2 separate regions of the Homo sapiens genome follow, and region 2 is linked to region 1. A link is a contact called in ENCODE Hi-C or POLR2A ChIA-PET data. All regions are on one chromosome and are shown on one strand. The core of a region is the stretch at or near the end of the contact, and the rest is flanking DNA. Distances in the headings are between cores, read along the strand shown.

The links. A loop is a pair of places that touch in the nucleus more often than their neighbours do. ChIA-PET counts read pairs that join two places held with the same protein, here RNA polymerase II (POLR2A). Pooled maps may share reads with other maps.
Region 2: a loop to region 1 is called in a pooled map, with 2.6 times the contacts of the local background. The contact joins two enhancer-like sites. A Hi-C loop is called at or near these places in 1 of 50 pooled maps. POLR2A ChIA-PET finds 5 or more read pairs at or near these places in 2 of 52 experiments (B cell and common myeloid progenitor, CD34-positive).

The regions. Positions count from the first base shown.
Region 1 is chr17:55,435,886-55,438,968 of GRCh38, reverse strand. No RefSeq gene overlaps it. Among named protein-coding and RNA genes, the nearest start is that of MMD, 16 kb to the right of the region's middle. Within about 2 kb of position 1,453, at least 6 of the 41 ENCODE cell types and tissues checked have a DNase peak (open chromatin) inside an H3K27ac peak, as active enhancers do; they include B cell, where a contact is called at or near this core.
Region 2 is chr17:62,097,177-62,100,608 of GRCh38, reverse strand. No RefSeq gene overlaps it. Among named protein-coding and RNA genes, the nearest start is that of MED13, 34 kb to the right of the region's middle. Within about 2 kb of position 1,813, at least 2 of the 41 ENCODE cell types and tissues checked have a DNase peak (open chromatin) inside an H3K27ac peak, as active enhancers do; they include B cell, where a contact is called at or near this core.

The DNA of each region.
Region 1 (3,083 bases), core at 204-2,703:
CAGCTTACTGCAAGCTCCGCCTCCCGGGTTCATGCCATTCTCCTGCCTCAGCCTCCCAAGTAGCTGGGACTACAGGCACCCACCACCATGCCTGGCTAATTTTTTGAAATTTTAATAGAGACGGGTTTTCACTGTGTTAGCCAGGATCGTCTTGAACTCCTACCTCATGATCCGCCCACCTCAGCCTCCCAAAGTGCTGGGATTACAGGCATGAGCCACCACACCCAGCCCATTATGATTTCTTTATTTTGTGGTGTGGCCTGAGCATCAGGATTTTTTTTTATTATTATACCTTAAGTTCTAGGGTACATGTGCACAATGTACAGGTTTGTTACATAGGTATACACGTGCCATGTTGGTTTGCTGCACCCATCGACTCATCATTTACATTAGGTATTTCTCCTAACGCTATCCTTCCCCCAGCCCCCCACCCCCCGACAGGCCCTGATGTGTGATGTTCCCCGCCCTGTGTCCAAGTGTTCTCATTGTTCAATTTCCACCTATAAGTGAGAACATGTGCTGTTTGATTTTCTGTCCTTGCGATAGTTTGCTGAGAATGATGATTTCCAGCTTCATCCATGTCCCTGCAAAGGACATGAACTCATTCTTTTTCATGACTGCATAGTATTCCATGGTGTACATGTGCCACACTTTCTTAATCCAGCCTATCATCGATGGACATTTGAGTTGGTTCCAAGTCTTTGCTATTGTGAATAGTGCCACAATAAACATACATGTGCATGTGTCTTTGTAGTAGCATGATTTATAATCCTTTGGGTATATACCCAGTAATGGGATGGCTGGGTCAAATGGTATTTCTGGTTCTAGATCCTTGAGGAGTCGCCACACTGTCTTCCACAATGGTTGAACTAATTTACACTCCCACCAACAGTGTAAAGCATTCCTATTTCTCCACATCCTCTCCAGCATCTGTTGTTTCCTGACTTTTTAATGATCGCCATTCTAACTGGCATGAGATCTTATCTCATTGTGGTTTTGATTTGCATTTCTCTGGAGCATCAGGATTTTTGAAAGCTCCCTAGGTAATCCTGATATGCAAGTGAAATTAAGAATATAGCCCAGCATGTGAATGAAAGATTTAAGGGTTTCTTTGATAAGACTTAAATTCACTGCTCAGATTTATAAAATGGAACACTTGCTCAGAATGAAGTTATCCTTTGAGGAAAGGAAATGGCACTTGGGTAGAAAGTAAGCAGGTCTCTGAATTAGCCAAACAGGATTAGATTTAAAGCCCAAGTGGATGAATAAGCTGTATAGAAGGGAGCAGCCCCTTCCTCTGAGATTGAGGCAAGAAAAGCAACACAAGATTTTGTTAGGGGCTAGAAGCTGGGGCATTCATGTCAACTGTTTTGTAGAGGAAGAGATATTCAGCCAAGCAAACACTTTCTGAGCACTTAGCATGTCCCAGGGGAGGTCACCTGCTGAGCATGGGAAATGAAAGTGGAGTCAAAGACTTGAAGAGAATTGTGAAAATTTAGAACAGTTTCTGTGAACACTAGGGGAAGATGCAGAGCAGGAGACAAATGGATTTCCCAGTGCTGTTGTCGGCCAGCTGCAGTTAGAAACATTTTTCTGCTGAATAAAAGGAAGAATTTGCTGACAGTAAAAACTGTCCTGAGTTGCCACGGGCTTCCCTCGGAAATGGGGAACTTCCAGTGGCTGGATCTCAACCATAGGTTAGATCAGCACTTTTCATCCGGAAAACCTATGTACCAATAATAGCTGAGTGGGGTGTTACTAGTAATTTTGGCTAATAATGATACCGAACTATGCAAATTCTTAACTTTTAAAATGCACTCTAGAATACAATCAAGGCTGAGCCTGTAATAGCATCCCTCTTAATTACTTGCATTATTGATTCACTTTGAGCAGAAAATAAAAGGTGTGGTGCAAGCTTAGCTGCCAGGAATTGTACAGAACCCACAAACTATCTGATCTCATCAGCAGAGGTAATGTATTTCATATGTGAATGTTATCCATTGAGTGTGGGGGAATGGAAAAATGGGCTGAGAACTGTTGAGACAGATGTCAATGTGGTATTGGGAGATCTAAGAATTGAATGGAGATCTAAGAGTTGAATGTGGAATGGGGATGTTGACTTGAACAGTTAAAGTCCTTCCAACTCTGATATTCTGTGATTCTAGGAAAACACCTGTGTGTCTGGATCTTCTTTAGGCTTGAAACTAAAAGCTTCACACAAGAAGGGAATGAATCACTACATAAATTATTCAGCGCTTGAAGGCCCTCAGAGAATTACTCTCTGTTCTTTGATTGAGGCAGGGATTTTCTCCTAGATCCTTAGTCTGAATAAAGGCTGAGTTTTGGATCTCTCAGGTCCAGAAAAAATGCTATAGATAATTAGGCCGTCATTATCTAGGCCTCCTCCATCTTGAATCATTATGACTATAAAATCATTACCTTGTGCATAGCTTGCAATACATTCTTTTCCCTACTTACAGTCCAGAATTGCTGGTTGAGATAGATAAGGTGTTGTTGCAAAGGGATTTCATAACTAGTGGGAAACAGTATGACATAACAGTATGCCTGGGGCCAGATACCAGTTTTACTATGTTCCAGGTGGTTACCTTAACCAGGTTACTTTCTGCTCAGTGCCAGCCTCATCACTGGTAAAATGAGAATAATAATGTATCAGAGGGTTACCGTGAAGACATAATACACATCGAGTGCTTAGAATAGCACCTGGCAGGTATAAGGTAGGTAAGTATTCCAGCCACCTTACTTACATAATTGCTACCTTCCAGGAGCTGGAAGAAAGATACACTTAGATGGACATACTTTTTCAGCCCATGCAGCCAACAAAATAAGAACATAAAACCAAAACAAAATTAAACAGTGGGTATTTTATTACCTCCTTTTTTTTTTTTTTTTTTTTGAGAGAGAGTCTCGCTCTGTTGCCCAGGCTGGAGTGCAGTGGCGCAATCTCGGCTCACTGCAAGCTCCACCTCCCTGGTTCATGCCATTCTCCTGCCTCAGCCTCCTGAGTAGCTGGGACTACGGGTGCCCGCCACCATGCCCGGGTAATTTTTTTTGTATTTTTAGTA
Region 2 (3,432 bases), core at 564-3,063, 6.7 Mb before region 1:
CAGGTGATCCTGGCCCTAACCCAAGTGTTCAGGGATGGGGACTCAGCCTATATTATAGAGATGTCATTTTAGGAAGTAGAGAAAACATTCAATATGTCTCAGACCCATATTCTAGGAGGATCCTGGGAGGAGCAGGCCAGGAAGAATTGGGACAGGGTATCTCTCAAGCTGGGTTTCTTTAGCCCAGCAAATGGTCTATGTCTGGCAAGCATGAAATCAAAACCAGGAAATCAGATAAAAGGGTGGGCAAGAAAGGGAAAGTCTTGCCAGAGAGGGTACCTCTGAGTCTAACATTTCTAGACTACAGGAACAGGACAATAAGAGATCAAAGTCCATTCACTCACTCAGTCATTCAGTCAGTCATTCGACAAGTCCATCCCTGCCTGGGTCACAAGCAATGTGCTAGACATTACAGGGGAGGACTGTAAATAAGAACAAGAAATAATGTCTGCTCTTGAAGAAACTCATAGATTAGAACACAAGAGAGACACAAAAATATTACAATATAATATGGTAAGTTAGAAGATGGTGGGGGCTTCACAGGGCTCAGTAGAGCAGGCTGGGTCAGCATCCAACCCGCACAGTGGGTGTTTAAGAAATAATCCAGGGTGCAGCTTCTTAAGGAGGTAGCAGAAGTCGTGGTGGCACAGTGAAGCTCTAAGAGATGTTCTGGGGCAAAGAAAGGGGATGAGGCAAAGAAAGTCAGAAATTCAAATTCAGCCGGGCTCATGCCTGTAATCCCAATACTTTGGGAAGCCAAGGTGGGAAGGTTGCTTGAAGCCAGGAGATCCAGACCAGCCTGGACAACACAGTGAGACTCCCATCTCTACAAAATTTTTTAAAAAAATTAGTCATGTGTGGTGGTGCCCCTGTATATCCAGCTACTCAGGAGTGTGAGGTGGGAGGATTGCTTGAGCTCAGGAGTTCAAGGCTGCACTGAGCTATGATTGCATCACTGCACTCCAGCCTGGGCAACAGGGCAAGACTCTGTCCCCCCACCCACCCACACCCACACACACACAAAGGAAAGAAACTCTAATTCAATGGATGAAGACGAATTAGGGAGCAGACAGATATTTGGAATAGAATAGGGGCTAGACAGACACGACAAATGTCACCATGTGCTTGTAGGTCCTCCTGTACCTACCATTCTAGATACCACCTTCCTGATACCACCACTTGGAACCCACAGACCATTCTAATCCCCATATTTCTCTGTACTTCTGTTTCTCTCTACTTCCCCAGACATTCCATTAATATTTGTGTCCTATGGAACCCCTGTCTGTTGGTGAATTCTCCTACTTCCTTAACTTCTTCACAGAACTATCTAAAGTGGACACCTTTTTGGAGTGTCTTCCCAGCTCATCAAGACCATCATAGCATCTTCTCACCCATAATGATAGGCCTGTGGCTACCATCTTGTGCAACTGTCCAAGATACCCAACTCCCTCAACCCGTCACTCACTACTGGCCACAGATAGCTGGAGCTGATTTCTGTTATGTGCAACCAGACACCTTGCAAACTCCCTCACCTTCTAGTCTGAACTGAAACCTGGCTTTCCCCTGAGGTTACCACTTCCCCTGTACTTCTTTCGAGTAGAAGCTATTTATTCTTTCATGCCCCCAATACAGGGAGGCATTAGCAACAACATTCTTCCAGTTCCCTAAGACCCTTCTAACAATTTCTTCCCTATGAAAAACCTCTGCCCCAATGAAGTCCATGACATCCAACTTGTCATCTTCTCTCCTTTCATCTCTGTCATCCATCAGCCATATTTCTTAAATACCTGTCTCACTTCTTCTTCCTGGGCGGAAGGGAGATTTTGCTGACTTTGTAGGCCACCCACTCAATGACCCAGCTTCTTAGTTTCCTGACCTTTCATACTCAGCGTCTTCACTTCCAGTTCTCTTCAGTGGACTCCTATGGCCACACCCTGTACTTTGTCACTACCAGAACAGTTCCACCCTGCAAATCTTAAACTCTTTATCACTGTAACTATTCATCCAGCGCTCTCCCCTGACACCATCTGATGGGTTGAGGCCTCTACAAATTTTCTTTTCTTTTTTGAGACAGACTTTTACTCTTTTACCCATGCTGGGGTGCAGTGGCATGATCATGGCTCACTGTAGCCTCAAACTCATGGACTCAAGCATCCTTCTGCCTCAGCTTCCCAAGTAGCTGGGATTACAGGGGCACACCACCATGCATAGCTAATTAAATTTTTTTCTTTTTTCTTTTTATAGAGACAGAGTCTTGTCATGTTGTCCAGGCTGGTCTCAAACTCCTGGGATCAAGCAATCCTTTCCCCTTGGCTTCCCAAAGTGCTGAGACTACAGGCCTGAGCAATGTGCCTGGCCGCCTCTACAGATTTTTAGCTGTGTTCTCAGCCTATTGAATAGGCATTTTTCCTATCAGCATTTCCTTCCCTTTCATCCCCTAGCCGTCATTGCAAACTTTCAGTACCCTTCCCAAGCTCCTCACAATCAAGTGAAACTCTGTGCTGTTGTTCTCTTCATCTAATAATTTAATTATTAATATTATTCAGCAAACATTTATTACACATCCACTAGGTGCTGGGTACCATGGGTACAATAACACAGCTTTGCCAGTGAGGAGCTCACAGTTTAGGAAGGAGGCAGCTGTGATAAGACCTGGAGTTGGGGCCGGGAGGTAGAATGGGACATTTCATGAAGAAAAAAACAACATGAGCAAAACTCTGAGACAGAATTGAGTGTGGCTTGAGGGATTGAAACAAAAAGACCTGTATGGTTGGAAACAGAATGCTAGATAGTGGAACAAGGTGAGGCTGAGTGAGGGGAGAGACAGAAGATCTGCAGTTTTGGAGGTATGTTTTGCTGTAATAAAGATCTGCATTTTGATTTTTTTTTTTTTTTGAGATGGAGTCCCATTCTGTTGTCCAGGCTGGAGTGCAGTGGTGCAATCATGGCTCACCGCAGCCTCGAACTCCTAGGCTCAAGCAATCCTCCCACCTCAGCCTCCTGAGTAGCTGGGACTACAGGTGCACACCACCACACCTGGTTAATTCTTTAATTTTTTGTAGAGATGGGGTCTTGCTATACTGCCCAAACTTCCCTCAAGTGATCTTTCTGCCTTGGCCTCCCAAAGTGCTGGGATTATAGGCATGAGCCACCGCACCTGGCCACAGGATCCACTTTTGAAACAATCACTGGTAAGGGATGTGAAGTATGAGGGATTTTTAGAGCAGCGAAACTATCCTGTATGATACTGCAATGGTGGATACATGTCATACATTTATTATACAACAGGAGACTAAACCATAATGTAAGCTTTGGTTCATAATAACAGTCTTCGGTTAATAATAAGTATCAATATTGGTTTATCAGTTGTAAGAAATGTACCACACTAATTCAAGATGCTAATAATAGGGGGAACTGTGAGTGGCATAGAAA